5 separate regions of the Homo sapiens genome follow, and regions 2, 3, 4 and 5 are each linked to region 1. Evidence: chromatin contacts called from ENCODE Hi-C or POLR2A ChIA-PET data. All regions are on one chromosome and are shown on one strand. The core of a region is the stretch at or near the end of the contact, and the rest is flanking DNA. Distances in the headings are between cores, read along the strand shown.

Region 1 (2,640 bases), core at 94-2,593:
GTGGAGCGATTTAAGAGCCTCGGAAATTTCCTTTAAGGTCAGGAGAGAAGCTGGTAACAGATGGGGCGAAGGAGGAAAAGTTCTTTTTGCGGCACCCTCACGCCTTCCCAGCCCTTTCGCGGTTTACTCGCTCCCCGGAAAGCAGGTTAGAGCATCCCAAAATTTCATGTCCCCAAGACCCCCAAAGGGGAAATTAACCACCCTCGGGCACCGAGCTGTTCGTCTCCATTTCCCACAACTCAACCAACTCGGCCTGCCTACTCCAGCTCAGGCTGCAAAGCGCTCACCCAGGTGACTGGAGGGGAAGGGTCGCCAGGTGGCGACCAGCTCAGCGGGGTGGACGCAACCGCCCGGACCGGGACGCGGGTCTCCTGGCCTCCCGCAGAGACGCCTGCCCAGTAGTTGTGCAGATTCGGGTTCTGGGGTGCGTGCGCGCGCGCCGGGCGCGGTGAAGCCGGACTCGCCCCCGCCGGGCTAAGCTACCAGCAAGCCACCAAATCGAAAATCAAACTTTAACCGGCCTCCTGGGGTCCTGCTCCGGGCCCTGGACCCCAACCCCGGCCAGAAACAGGGCAGGGGGCTGTCAGCCGTCCTGCACCCCCGCTCCCCCCAGGACCCGGGCGCGGGGACCACTTACCGCTCGGCCCGGCCTCCCGGTGCCGCCGCGCGTCCCGGGCGCGTCCGCCGCGCGCTCTCCCTGGGGAGAAAGAGAAACCGTGTAGACGGCCGGCGCGCGCTCACTCGCCGCCTCCTCTGCGGAGAGCGGCGAGGCCGGCCCGAGGCGGGCGCCGAGCGCGGAGCGGAGGGGGGCCCGAGGGAGGCGGGGGTGGAATCAGCCCAATTCCCGAGGCTGGCTCCGAGGGGGACCCGGAATACAGGCTGGCGGGGGGCCGGCGGGGGCCGAGCTCCCGGAGGAGGGGAAGGCGGAGGTGGCCCCGTCCTTGGGCATCAACTATTGTCTAGGCGCCCGGGCCCCCGCTCGCGCCGTCCCCGAGGCTCAGCGCCCCCATCCCGCCCGCCAGCAGAAAGAACTGAGGGGGCGGCCAGTACGGGAAGCAAGTGCGGGGGTCCGGGCTCCGAAGGTCCAAGGTGGGCGCGAGGTTGCCGGGGGGGGGATGAGGAGGTGCGTACCGCATGGGGGAGGGGACAGGTAAGTGCGGACGGGGGCGGGAAGGCCCCAACGACCGGTGGGGGAGGAAATGGGGAGGGAGCCACAGAGGCGGGAGGGAATGGAGTGGCTGCGGGGGCGGCCTCTGGGGCCCAGACCTGGCCCTCCCCGGGGACCCTCCAGCCGGGGACTCGGCGCTGCACTGACTTTTCGCTCACTCGCTCACGCACGCACTGAACTCGCTCACAAAGTTGCCGGCAGTGGCGGCGCCTCACTCGCCCTTCCCCTCCCCGCCCCGCCTCCCGCCCCATTCCTTCCCCTCCTTCACTCCTCCCTCTCCCCCAAGTCTCGGGTGAGATCACCACGGAGCGGCTTAGCGCGGCGCACAAGTCTCGCGAGAGAAGCGGCGGCTGGGCCCTGCAGGCGGAGGAAGTGGAAAAAGTCGCGGGAGGGTAGGGGACCGCGGAACTTCTGGTTGCTATGACGACGGCAAAGCCCTGGATTCCTGTCTCCTGCGGAGAGCAGAGGCTGCAAACGTGGGTGCAGTTTTCAACCTGCCCGGCGCACTGGCGGTGGGGAAAGCTAGGGGTGGTTGCGGAAGGATAATTTTTAAGCCGATTCAAGAGGGCATCTCGAGAGGACCACAGTCATGATATCTGGCCAAATTTGGCAAATGAGACTAATGTATTAAGAGGTTCTGGGACAGGTTTCTGCCTTTCTAGGCAGCACATATCTGCACCCCAAATTTCTACTATATATTCAGTTTTTCGGCCTTCTCTTTCAATCTAATTCCTCCATCCCCACACTCCCCATGCTGCCTCCCTCCTCCTCTTCTCAACTCGCAAACACACGCAGACTGGGCTCCTTCAGGAACTGGCTCATTCATCTCTGTATTCTCAGCGCCTCTATAGGCTTGGTCCATACTACATATTGGCCACTTTTTTGACAAGTTGAACGCAACAGTCCATGCCTGTCCTCAGTACTTGCCTTTGGCCCTAACCTAGAGAGTTCAGTCAAGTTTGGACTCTATCAAGCTACCCTCCCATTTCTGTTAACACCTTGTCTTTTTCAATGGTAATAATCTCTGCTTTCTCCATATTTTTCTCGTAAAAACCCTATTCACCATGGTGAGGGGAACTTTTTTTTTAATCATTAGGCATCCGCAGACGCCTTTATACGTACTCCAAAATGCTAGTAAGGATGAAGATGAACTCTCCTCAGCCCGTGTCTTTTAACTGTAGAAACTTTTCTGAGGTGAGGGTTATTATATACTCACTGCCTAAGTAAAATGGATATTATGAATAGAAGTTAAACTTTAGATTTCAAAATGAATGAGTAAAAATAGATACCATTGTATGTGGATTATATCTCAATTTTTAAAATTCCTATCCATGAACATGGGGAAACCATTATTTAACTCAGTCCCACAGAACTAGAAACCTAAAGCATAACCTAAGCATATGAGGACTAGGCAGTCAAAACTTGTAAGTCACTTGCAAGTTTAAATCCTGTCAATGAAAGTTTGTGTATTA
Region 2 (2,640 bases), core at 70-2,569, 1.7 Mb before region 1:
TTTACAGAGGAACAAAAACCAAAGCTTAAAAGAAAAAAGAAAAAGAAAAACCAAGGCTTTAAGTTAAATGAATTAGAATACTATAAGATTCACTTGAATCATGAGTAACTTATGACCAACTTAATCCCTTTCAAGTCCTCTGAATGTTTTTGGAAATAGCCTTTAAAAAAATTAAAAGCTCCAAAGACTATACAAAAATTATTTATACATTACTGCCCACGGCCTAATACACAGAGTACTTCACACTAATACAGCAGTAGGGTGCAACAGAGGTCCAATCTCTTCCCTTCTCTTGGCTCCACTCTGCCCAGTATCAAAATGGCATTTCCATGGCAATACAAATCCATATTACATAACCTCCGAAAAATCTTCATAGTCCTACGTCTATTCCGGAAAACCGTATTTAAAAGCAGGATTGACGACCAAAGAAAAATGAGAAAGTAACATTTTAATGTGGAGCTTAGTAATCGCCTAGAATGAATGGCGATATACAGTTTACTGCACCCTCCAATGCGCAAAAGAGGCAGGATGGCAAAATTCATGACTATCTTAAGCAAGCCAGGAGACTGCTAAAAAGGTAGGTATTAGCTCAATTCCAAGGGGGTGGGGCCCAGTTCACTTGGTGGCGGGCTCTAGATGGCCAAAGAGGAAGGGAAAGATATCCGTTGGTGGCCAGCACCTCGCTAAAAAGGGTGGGTAGAGGCTAACTTCAAGGCAACGGCTGGGGCGAGAGTGTCCCAGGCCCGAAAACCTACTGTGGGGCTCCGGTAAGTAAGGGGGCTCAGGGAAGGGCTCCCCTGGGGCAGATCGATCGTTTTGTATCTAACGTGGAGCCCAGGGGGGGCAGAGACGATTCACTCCGCGGCGGAACGTGGAAGGGAAAGGGAAAGTGGGCGACAATGCAAGACGGAAAGCTCAAGCCGTAGGTCTGGCCTCCACCAGCTACGGCTGGGCCCACAGCTTTTCCAGGCCTTAGAGAAGAGAAGAAACCAAGCCTCGTGCCGACCCCTCCCCCACCCCCGCCTCCGCGCTCCCCCTTACCTCTACCCCACCCTGGCGCTTTCGCAGCCACCCCGGCTTTTCCTCCTCCACCAGCTGAGGCACCCGGTCTCCCGGTTTCCACACGCGTTCAGAGACACAAACTCACCCGCCGCTGAGGAAACGGTACTGCCTTCGCGACCTTCTGGGATCCAGGTTACGAGTGCGCTCCACTGGTTCGAGATTTCTGCCCGTCGCTCGCCAGGGAGACTGAGTGCCCAAGCGCCTACTCGCACAGGCCGCAAATACAGCCGCGCTGCGCGGCGAGCTGATGGAGGTCTTCCTCTTGCCCGGCGTGCACTGCGGCCGGGGGCGGGGAGCGCGGAACCATAGAGAAGAACGTATATAGATCGTCTCCGCTGTTGGCTCTGACTCACCAAGCCGAGACGAATAACCATAGAGAAGCAGCGTCTAGCGGTTACTAGAAAGGCCCGAACTGTAAATTATGACCCACCATGTTTGATTGGAGCCGACTGAATCTTACGACTACGGGACGCCATCTTGAGGTCAAGGTTCCGGCTGGGCACGGCGCGAGGAGTGTTAGAGGCTTTCTCACTTTTCGTAGTTTTTCGGGGGGTGGAACCTTGCTTTGTGATTCCTTGAGGTTCGAGGAACTGATAACTGGGCGCGATCTGCAACCTTAGTGTTAAACCCCAAGTGCTGTTATAACAACTACTCGAGATCAACAAATAATTGGCAAAGGCTGTGGAGGTTTTTTGAAAAGCAAAAGCTTATGCGTAGTTGTAGGGCCAAAGAGGTGGCTAGAAGATGTTTGGAAAAACGTGAAAAGTCCTGTAATACTAGTTAACACAGCTTTCGTTCTGTAATCTAAACGTGCTAAAAGAACTTAGCTTAAGTTAATGGAAATGAATAAAATTAATCATAAATGATTACGTTATTCCAATTGTGGACCTTATAGGCAATATCTAGTTACACGCCTTTCTCAACTGCTTGCCTCTAGGAAGGCATAAAACGGATTCAGTATAAAGTTATTGCCTCCCTGAGTTCCTGGTGCTGTGTTAAGTGCTGGAAGTATGAAGGCAAATGGAAGTGAGATTTGTTCCTGTCCTGCAAGAACTGTGAGCCAGGTGAAATAGATGACAAACCATGACCAGCCTAATATAAAATTGAAACATACTACACACTTCCTGCCTGCCTCCCCTACTTAATTTTACTCTAAAGCACTCATAACCATCTATCATAACATACATTTTTCTTGCTGATTTTATGGTCCGTCACTACCCCCACTAGAATGTGAATGTAAGCAATGCATGGATTGCCTGTTTTGTGCAAGAACAGGTCCTGGTACATAGCAAGCGCTCAATAAATATTTGTTGAGTGACAGAAATGATTACCGGCCGGGCGCGGTGGCTCACGCCTGTAACCCCAGCACTTTGGGAGGCCGAGGCGGGTGGATCACCTGAGGTTAGGAGTTCGAGGCCACCCTGGCCAACATGGCAAAACCCCGTCTCTACTGAAAATACAAAAATAAACTAGGCGTGGTGGCAGGCGCCTGTAATCCCAGCTACTCGGGAGGCTGAGGCAGGAGAATCGCTTGAACCCTGGAGGCGGAGGTTGCAGTGAGCCGAGATGGCACCACTG
Region 3 (2,640 bases), core at 94-2,593, 1.6 Mb before region 1:
TTTTATTTTATTCATTGTCTTGAGAGGAGCAAAAGGAAGCGAGAGGGCATAGCTTTGAAGAACTGGCAATTTGGCAACTTCTCTCCCCTTGCCACCCCTCCCCCACTATCTTAGCTATTTGATCTGATTAAACAGCTTTGGAATGGTAGCCAGACTTCTGTATGCTAACGAGGCCCCTACCCTATTCGCGATTTAATGCGATTTCATCCCCCCAGAGCTTCCCGGTGCCCAGTGGAAGCCTGACTTCGCAGAAGTCTCCCAATTTTGTCAGGGGCTCGCCAGTGAAGAGTTCACACTGACTTGAAGCAGACACAGACTCATTGGACGCCTCGGGTCACATCGGATTATTCATTAGCAAATTCTTTCCACCTTCTATCTAAGTAGTGAAAGGTGACGCCAGAATCGCGTGTGCCACTCCTCTAAAGGGACCCTGATAACACCCAGTCCAGGCTCTACAACTTCTGCCTAGTCACTTGCTTCCTAGCAGTAGAAAGTTTCCAAAGGTTGCCTTAAGTCCTCCCTACCCCTAAGCCTAAAGATCAGAGCTCCAGGTCCCACCACCTAGCAGGAATCTGAGCATTTTGGAAGTTTCTGGTGTAGAGGGAAGAACCGAAGGGGTGGTAGCGGGGAACCGCGCAGAGTAACCCCCCTGCACTACGTAAGGAAAGCCCTGGCTGCAGGAGGGAGCGAGCCTGACATTGAGACGTTCCAGGGGGAGGGTGAGTTGCTGTCCTGGAGTCGCCAGGAACAGCAGCGACAGTTCCAAGAAGCGAGAGAGGAAGGTGGCCGAGATAAAGAGAACACTTCGGGAATAAGAATATTAAAAAGCGGCAGGACCCAGAGCATTAGCAAACGGCAGAGCACATGTAGTAATTTGTTAACACGAAACGGCAGCCTTCCAACTTTTGCACTGAAACACGGGGATTTACCCTTTGGGGGATTAAAAATGTTGATACGCAAAGCCAAAGGCTAATGAATAGGATTCAGTGGCTTGCTGGCAATATTTAAATATTTCTGTCCGGGAGCGCAAACTCTTCTGCAGTTATTTAGAAAAGTAGGGAGTTAAACCAAACTATAATACTCTCCCGTGCGTCTCCACTTTCCCCAGCCCGAAAAGGAGCTACCAGCGCTGTACTGCCCCTTTAAGACCTGCTGGCTCTCGGGCTCTACAAAAGGGAGTGACCTCTGGGCTTTGACAGCTCTCCTAATAACTACCACGGCGCAGGCCCCGCCCACCTAGCTACCAGCAGCGCCGATTGGCCGGCGGGCCGGTATCCCGCGCTGTGATTGGCCCGTCGCTTCCCCTGAGCGAACCTTTAGAACTCTGAGACAATATTCTGTTACATTGTAGCAAAATGGCGACTGTCATTCACAACCCCCTGAAAGCGTAAGTAAGACTAAAAAATGTACATATTCCGCGTGGTTTCAATATGAAAAAAAAGGCGCCTTCTGCGTGGCGAGCGCTGCCAGAGCATTGCGCTTGCAGGCGCCTCCAGCCGCGGCGGGGCTTCTCTCTTCTTTCAGCTCTTACTTCTTCATCTTCTTTTTTTCCCCCAACGCGCAGAAATGTCAGGAGATGCAATTAACAAGAAGAAAATTGTTACATTTGTGTTCTGCTAAATTGCAGAGAGAGCCAGATATAGGGGTTGCAGGCGGAGAAGCCCGGCGCTCGAGCGCTCTACAGCAGGAGGGTCGCGGGAGCTCGGGGACGGCGCGGTCCCCGGAGTCCCCCGCCTCGCGGGCAGGGAGCGCGGCTTCGGGGGCTGCTGGGCGGGGGGCGAGCGTCGGGCAGTGGCCGCCTCGGTGTACTTGGCCGAGCCCCGCGCCCCCGAGCCCGCGGCCCCCGCCCCGCCGCTGGGTCCGCTGGGTCCAGCGGACGGACCGCGGAGGCTCCGGAGTTTGCAGGGCGCTCTTCGCCTTCCGATCGCTCGCGGGGAGTTTGTGCAAACCTTCCGGAGTTGGAGCACCGCGGGGGAAGCAGCGGGTCCCGGGCGTGCTGGGGCCCAGGTGGTCGCCCCGGGCTTTCCCCGGCAGCCCCCGGATCTCGGAGGCGCTCCGGGCGATCGAGCGTGTGTCTGCTCGTGTATTTGCGAGCGAGCTGGCTTTAGTGGATTAACGACTCGGGTTAACTTGGGGTGGATTTGGAGGCAGGGAAGCCGCAGGTCTTATGAATGGTGTTCTCGCCACCTCTGGGTGAGGCGCTGAGGCAGGCGGAGAGGCGGTTTTGGGGCTCCTGGCCCGAGGGGGCAGCGTCTGCTCCCGGCCGGGCGAGGGGCAGGTGCCTCTGGCCGCCTCGGGGAGACTTTGAGCGCTTGCCCAGATCCTGGACAGAGTGGGGCGGGCCGGGCGAGGACTCGCGGGGGCCAGCCCCGGGTCCAACAGCCAATTTCTGCCTGCCTGCCTTCCTCCTCCTTTTCATCCTTCCTTCCTTCCTTCCTTCCTTCCTTCCTTCCTTCCTTCCTTCCTTCCTTCCTTCCTTCCTTCCTTCCTTCCTTCCTTCCAGTCAGTGGAACTGTTAAGCCGCCAAGTCCGCTCGCGATCGCGGAGCCAGGGGTGGCCTCGGAAAACTAGTGTCGCTCTGAAAGGGGTGCTATTGGGTGATGTCGGCAGAGGGTGGCTCCCTCCGTATCCGAGGTGGGC
Region 4 (2,640 bases), core at 76-2,575, 1.6 Mb after region 1:
CACTGGGAGTGGGGTTCCAGTGAGCCGGCAAGTTAAAGTTGTTTTCAGCCTCAATAAAATTCAGACATAAGGCTGGGTAACATTTTCTGAAGGCAAATATTCCACCCGGACTCAAGATCGAAAACAACTGCTTATCAAAACTCTACCTACTTAGCAGATAATTCACCCAGTTCTAAATACTTACCACAAAACCAAAGCCTCTTTTCAGATCAATATCTCTTATCCGTCCATATCCCTTGAAGAATCTTTCCACGTCCTTCTCCCTGGCCGCTGGATTTAGTCTCCCGATGAATACCCGACAGCCACTCATGATGTCCGGCTAGTACTTCCTATTAGAAAGTAATTCAATCGAGATAATAGCAATGACTGTCACAGAGAAACGCCTGATTAAACAATCAAAAACATCAACGGCATAAAATGTTTACACAGTGATGTTATGAACGAGATTGCCAACAGAGCCTCTAATGAGGCCAGGTTACCTGCAGACAAAATGAAAACCCAGCTCCCTCCCAACACGGTCCGCTACTGGGCCCAGACCGCAGCAACCGCAACGCCCACTGCCACCTTTCCAACTGCGCAGCCGCACACTCTCCGGGCTCTCCGGCCCCCTCCCATCTGCCGCAGTTAGGAAAGGCCGAGAAGTGCGGGCGGAGCCGCCCGCGCCCTCCGCAAAGCCAGCCCAATGGCGGCCTCGCGGGCGCGTCACAGCGGGTGGAAGCCAGAATCTCGCGACGCCTCGACCGCGCCTGCGCCAACAGCAGCGGGCGGGCGCTCTGCGGCCACAAAATGGCGGCGGTGGAATCAAAGGCAGCAGAGCTGCGCGTGCCAAATTCCCTCTTCCCTTCTCCTCCCAGCAACCCCCTTCTCGGGGGTCACTGCGGCCGCCCTACAAAAGGCCCAGCCGCATCGCCAGCAAAGTCAGGGAGATCCCGGCCCACTATTCTACGTGTCCAGGAGATGAAGACATTAAGACTGGCAGGGACGGGCGCACAACCGCTGTGTAAAAACGACCCGAACAGTGACCGCCCTTTCACCTCAGTACCCCTCAAACAGTATGCCAAAAGGGAGACGTGCCCCAGCGCCCACCTCGAATCAACTGCGCTCATTAGACGCCATCCTCCGCAAAGAGAGCAGCCCCGGCCGCTCACGATCTGAGCGGCCATGAAGAAGCCTCGATCCGAGAAGGCTTGCCCTCAAAGTGAGCCACTCACCTACCGGACGGGGTCTTTGGCGGCTGAGACCCAGACAGGTCCGTAGTCTGCGACGGAGTCGTCGACCTCCACGCAGACCAGGACTTAACTCGTCTACGCCACTCCACAACTGACGCACTTAGCAGCTCTGGCGCTCCACAAAATGGAGGGCGCGTCCTACGTCACTTCCGGGGACGCCCCTGGGCCTTGGGTCCACCCCGTTGGACCTAGGGAAGACGGAAGTTTTGGGAGGGCCGGAAATTTAGGAGGATGTGGGCCTCTCTGACACTGCGAGTGACCGAACCCTGCTCCCGCGGTGGGTGGGGTCGGGGGCGAGAACTCGTTTGGGCTCGGCCGGCTGGTGCCGGAGTCTGGAGGGACATCTGTTGACGTCGTTCGCCCCTGCTAAGTCCTTGGCGTTCGGTTCATCATCATCTCTCCCAGAAGAGTCTCCTGAGAAAAGTGGCAACCCTTCTTGTATCTAAAGTTTTTCTTAGACACCCAGAAGATTACTAATTAGGAGAAACTTAGCTTTGCAGAAATACCTGGCCTTTCCTTAGCTCTTGCTGCTTGCAATTTAAATTTGCCCTCAAAGCAGGGAGCTCCTAGATGTTCGAGTTCTTTTTTCAACCATGCCACAGCTGTGTGGTTTTGTTGTGGTGAGAAGACTAAGGCACTGAAGTATTTTTTAAATGAAAGGATTTTCACTGATGAAATGTTGAAAATGGGACTGCAGCTAGAAGGCTGTCTTGAATTGAGGCTGGAATACAGATTTCTGCATGTCCGTCACTCTGGGAGAGTGGCTGGAAGAGGTTTCAAGCTGTTTTTTGTTGTTTTTTTTGAGACAGTCTTGCTCTGTCGCCCAGGCTGGAGTGCAGTGGCGCGATCTGGGCTCCGCCTCCCGGGTTCACGCCATTCTTCTGCCTCAGCCTCCCGAGTAGCTGCGACTACAGGCGCCCGCCACCACACCGGCTAATTTTTTTGTATTTTTAGTAGAGACGGGGTTTCACCGTGTTAGCCGGGATGGTCTCGATCTCCTGACCTCGTGATCGGCCCGTCTCGGCCTCCCAAAGTGCTGGGATTACAGGCATGAGCCACCGCGCCCGGCCTCAAGCTGCTTTTAAGTCCAAATGGTATTTGGTTAATCCTCTCCGTTCAGATTTCTGTAATGTAACACATGAAAGTTTACAATTCTTTAGAAACAGACAATGCCGTGCTTTCAAAGTGGGTGTAAAACACAGCCCTCCATATTAACTCCCGCGTTGTCCCGATAAGGTTGGTAGACCTAGAAACTTAGGCATAAAGAGATTGCTTAACTTCGCTTTAATGCTTTTATGTAGAACCCAGTGCACCCCATTTTTGAGAAGTGCCTGGAATGTGGAGTTGCATGCTTGCAACTAGAGTTAAACAGAGAAAAAGTAGTTCCGGAAGGAGAGCAACTGACCCTTAA
Region 5 (2,640 bases), core at 84-2,583, 1.2 Mb before region 1:
GATTCCTTAAGCAATTGGTCATTGCTTTAACGGTAGCATATGGATGAATAAATGTTCACTACTGAGCTGCCTGGTTAGATTTATTCCATATAGATTCCCCATGTGGTCTCCCATCTTCACGGAAGAGTTAAAAAAACAGACCATTTAGTTGATAAAATTGAGTCTCCCATGAGTTAACGGAGTGGAACTAGCTACTGGTGCAGAATGAAGCACACACACCGCTGTGGAAGCCAGGCTGGAGGGGCCAAATATTTTCTTTACAGCTGATTCGATGCAGTTCAGTGGTTGATGGCGTGTGGAGGCGGAACACTTCCCGATGATCCAGTCCCCTCCTGTCTATGCAGCCAGCACCTCAAAGGACACACATAATTTCTTTTCCCCTATAAAGTGAATCTGGGCATTTTATAGCTGAAAGGGGAGCAATTTCCATTTGAATTAATCCAGAGGCTGAAGGCAAAGGTGCATTATGTAGCTTTAAAGGACATTCTTCCTTGATTGACAAGGTCCCGTGGCCACCCCCTGTAAAGCCTTAGCAACGGAACATTTCTTGACATCACTCAAGGGAGGTCTGTTATCTTAGTTATACTCACATGGAGCCTGTGGGTTTTTCTGCACCCCAGTCTAAGGAATAACTACAGTCTAACTCTTGGCATTGAACACATTCGTTAACCATAACCCTGTAACATTTCTTCCCTGTTAAATTAGAAGAAAGTAGTAATATTATTAAAGGAAAACATACCTTTCAGCCACTTTGGACATTTTCAAACAATGTCTGTCGATCTGTGCGTTCAAAAATGTTATCTGGGAAAATAGAGAACACAGATGTTAAGACCAAACTAAAATTATTTTTTTCCCCTCGCTCCACAAACCCAAATCCTGCATTTCCACCAAGATCCAAATACCTCCTCTGGCCAGACATCTCCAACTCCCTCAGCTCTGCCCTCCAGCAAATTACTTGTGCCTCTGGACATCCCTATCATACAAGATTCATATTCTGCAATTTAGCCTTTGTCTCATCTCCTCCTATACTGTGGTGTGATTTAAGTCTTGCTTTCCAAAATTTAAAGGCAATGTATTTTCTACGTAGCTTAGCAACAGCATGGACAGGTGAAATGTGCCCCATAAATACCTGTTTTGAACAATCCCCAGTGACCCCTCCTCTGCCCACCTTTCACAGGCACGTCACACCCATGTCCTTGGCATGCTTGACTGGAATCATCAAATAGCTTTTTTTCTGTGTGGTTTTTTTTTCTTTTTTTCTTTTTTTTTTTTGAGACAGAGTCTCATTCTGTTGCCTAGGCTGGAGTGCAGCGGCATGATCTCAGCTCACTGCAACCTCCACCTCTCAGATTCAAGTGATTCTGCTGTCTCAGCCTCCCGAGTAGCTGGGATTATAGTCACACGCCACCAAGCCCGGCTAACTTTTTTCTATTTTTAGTAGAGATGGGGTTTCATCATATTGGTCAGCCTGGTCTCAAACTCCTTACCTCAGATGATCCACCTGCCTCAGCCTCACAAAGTGCTGGGATTACAGGTGTGGGCCACCGAGCCCCGAGCCCCGCCAAATAGCTTTTTTTTTTCATATATCCATTACCTCTTACCCATCAGATAATAAACTTGTCAAGGGCAAGCACCTCAAAGTTTACTCCTTTGGGTTTTGCCCTCTAGGAACCAGCAAGGCATAATATAAACAGTAGGTTGCTTTGTTACCAGTAAATATCAGAAGGAAGTAATATAATTAGCCATTGTCTGTTGACCTGGGCTGCTCATCATGAAAGAAAATAACATTCAACCAAGTAATGCTGAAATGGCATTGGGAGTAGAGCTTTATTTATTCTTAAACTTTCCTTTCAAATCACAGCAATAAAGTAGACCATCCTGAGCTGGTGCATTCCAATTATAAGGACTGTGTGACATGAGCCCCCTCCTTCCTCCAGCTCCCACAGCGGACTGTGGGAAACCCCATTACAGCAGTTACCCCAAGGCATGGGATGACTCATTTACGCCCTTTTCTAGTAACTGCTGGAGGAACTGGGTAGAGAATTCTTTCTCTCAAGCTTCCGTGGCTTGTTCACACACAGCACTTAAAAGGTTCAATCACCCACAGCTGGGTTCCACTGTGGTTTCCAGGAACTCAAAGCTTGCTCAATCTTCAGAGTTGAACATTTGAAAGGGTTTTTAAACTGGCCACGTCTCCTCCTGAGAGTGCAAGCTGTCAATTCATTCACCTGTTTCCGGATGTCCTCTTTTGTTGTTTTCCTGATTGGTTGGCTGAGTACATGCACCGGGCTCTGTGCCTGGGACTCTTCAGTCACGCCATACACGGACTAGGAGAAGAAGCAAGCACAGAGGATCATCCACCCACAGAATTGGAGGGTGGCTTAGGGGTCAGCTAGTCCAATGACTCATCCAATTTCGTGAATCCCCTCATGACAATAAGAGATTGGTCTCTGCTTTTATTTCTTCAATGATGAGAATGCTGCCTCTTAAGGCATGTCATCTCATCTTTGGGGTACCACTATAACCCAAATCCTATCTTTTATTGGGCTGAAAATAGCCTCCTTGTATCTCAGTGTTTCTCCAAATATGGTCCATAGACCACCTGCAAAGAATCACCTGGGTGTGCTTGGAAAAGACACG

What was found. Hi-C counts contacts between places; a loop is a spot of excess contacts on that map. ChIA-PET counts read pairs that join two places held with the same protein, here RNA polymerase II (POLR2A). Pooled maps may share reads with other maps.
Region 2: a map of CD8-positive, alpha-beta T cell shows a loop between it and region 1 (16-fold over the local background). The contact joins the promoter of RBM25 here to the promoter of SIPA1L1 in region 1. A Hi-C loop is called at or near these places in 3 of 168 maps with a recorded cell type or tissue (CD8-positive, alpha-beta T cell, heart right ventricle and naive thymus-derived CD4-positive, alpha-beta T cell) and 7 of 50 pooled maps. POLR2A ChIA-PET finds 5 or more read pairs at or near these places in 1 of 52 experiments (CD4-positive, alpha-beta T cell).
Region 3: a loop to region 1 is called in a map of CD4-positive, alpha-beta memory T cell, with 10 times the contacts of the local background. The contact joins the promoter of DPF3 here to the promoter of SIPA1L1 in region 1. A Hi-C loop is called at or near these places in 2 of 168 maps with a recorded cell type or tissue (CD4-positive, alpha-beta memory T cell and naive thymus-derived CD4-positive, alpha-beta T cell) and 7 of 50 pooled maps.
Region 4: a map of CD8-positive, alpha-beta T cell shows a loop between it and region 1 (8-fold over the local background). The contact joins the promoter of SRSF5 here to the promoter of SIPA1L1 in region 1. A Hi-C loop is called at or near these places in 2 of 168 maps with a recorded cell type or tissue (CD4-positive, alpha-beta memory T cell and CD8-positive, alpha-beta T cell) and 13 of 50 pooled maps. POLR2A ChIA-PET finds 5 or more read pairs at or near these places in 3 of 52 experiments (AG04450, CD4-positive, alpha-beta T cell and CD4-positive, alpha-beta memory T cell).
Region 5: a map of naive thymus-derived CD4-positive, alpha-beta T cell shows a loop between it and region 1 (5-fold over the local background). The contact joins the enhancer-like site here to the promoter of SIPA1L1 in region 1. A Hi-C loop is called at or near these places in 1 of 168 maps with a recorded cell type or tissue (naive thymus-derived CD4-positive, alpha-beta T cell), 5 of 37 single-sample maps with no recorded cell type and 7 of 50 pooled maps.

Annotation. Positions count from the first base shown.
Region 1 is chr14:71,319,179-71,321,818 of GRCh38, reverse strand. It overlaps SIPA1L1 (signal induced proliferation associated 1 like 1), which reads right to left and starts at 1,343. Exons shown (of 24, transcript NM_001386936.1): 1 at 1,316-1,343; 2 at 638-697. It overlaps SIPA1L1-AS1 (SIPA1L1 antisense RNA 1), which reads left to right. Exons shown (of 4, transcript NR_184180.1): 1 at 1-145. RefSeq lists a silencer at 425-1,444 and an enhancer at 1,705-1,864.
Region 2 is chr14:73,057,213-73,059,852 of GRCh38, reverse strand. RBM25 (RNA binding motif protein 25) reads right to left here and starts at 1,319. Exons shown (of 19, transcript NM_021239.3): 1 at 1,148-1,319. RBM25-AS1 (RBM25 antisense RNA 1) reads left to right here and starts at 400. Exons shown (of 2, transcript NR_184256.1): 1 at 400-577; 2 at 1,096-2,640. RefSeq lists enhancers at 1,215-1,754, 807-2,006, 1,078-2,042.
Region 3 is chr14:72,892,804-72,895,443 of GRCh38, reverse strand. It overlaps DPF3 (double PHD fingers 3), which reads left to right and starts at 1,343. Exons shown (of 11, transcript NM_001280542.3): 1 at 1,343-1,387. The coding sequence starts at 1,356. RefSeq lists an enhancer at 1,089-1,383.
Region 4 is chr14:69,765,827-69,768,466 of GRCh38, reverse strand. SRSF5 (serine and arginine rich splicing factor 5) reads right to left here and starts at 1,325. Exons shown (of 8, transcript NM_001320214.2): 1 at 1,212-1,325; 2 at 185-329. The coding sequence starts at 310. LOC100289511 (a long non-coding RNA gene) reads left to right here and starts at 754. Exons shown (of 1, transcript NR_029378.1): 1 at 754-2,184. RefSeq lists enhancers at 399-448, 445-1,209, 1,319-1,368, 1,409-1,458.
Region 5 is chr14:72,476,429-72,479,068 of GRCh38, reverse strand. RGS6 (regulator of G protein signaling 6) reads right to left here. Exons shown (of 18, transcript NM_001204424.2): 11 at 2,229-2,327; 12 at 740-801. Among named protein-coding and RNA genes, the nearest start is that of MIR7843, 39 kb to the left of the region's middle. RefSeq lists an enhancer at 2,062-2,271. Within about 2 kb of position 1,333, at least 2 of the 41 ENCODE cell types and tissues checked have a DNase peak (open chromatin) inside an H3K27ac peak, as active enhancers do.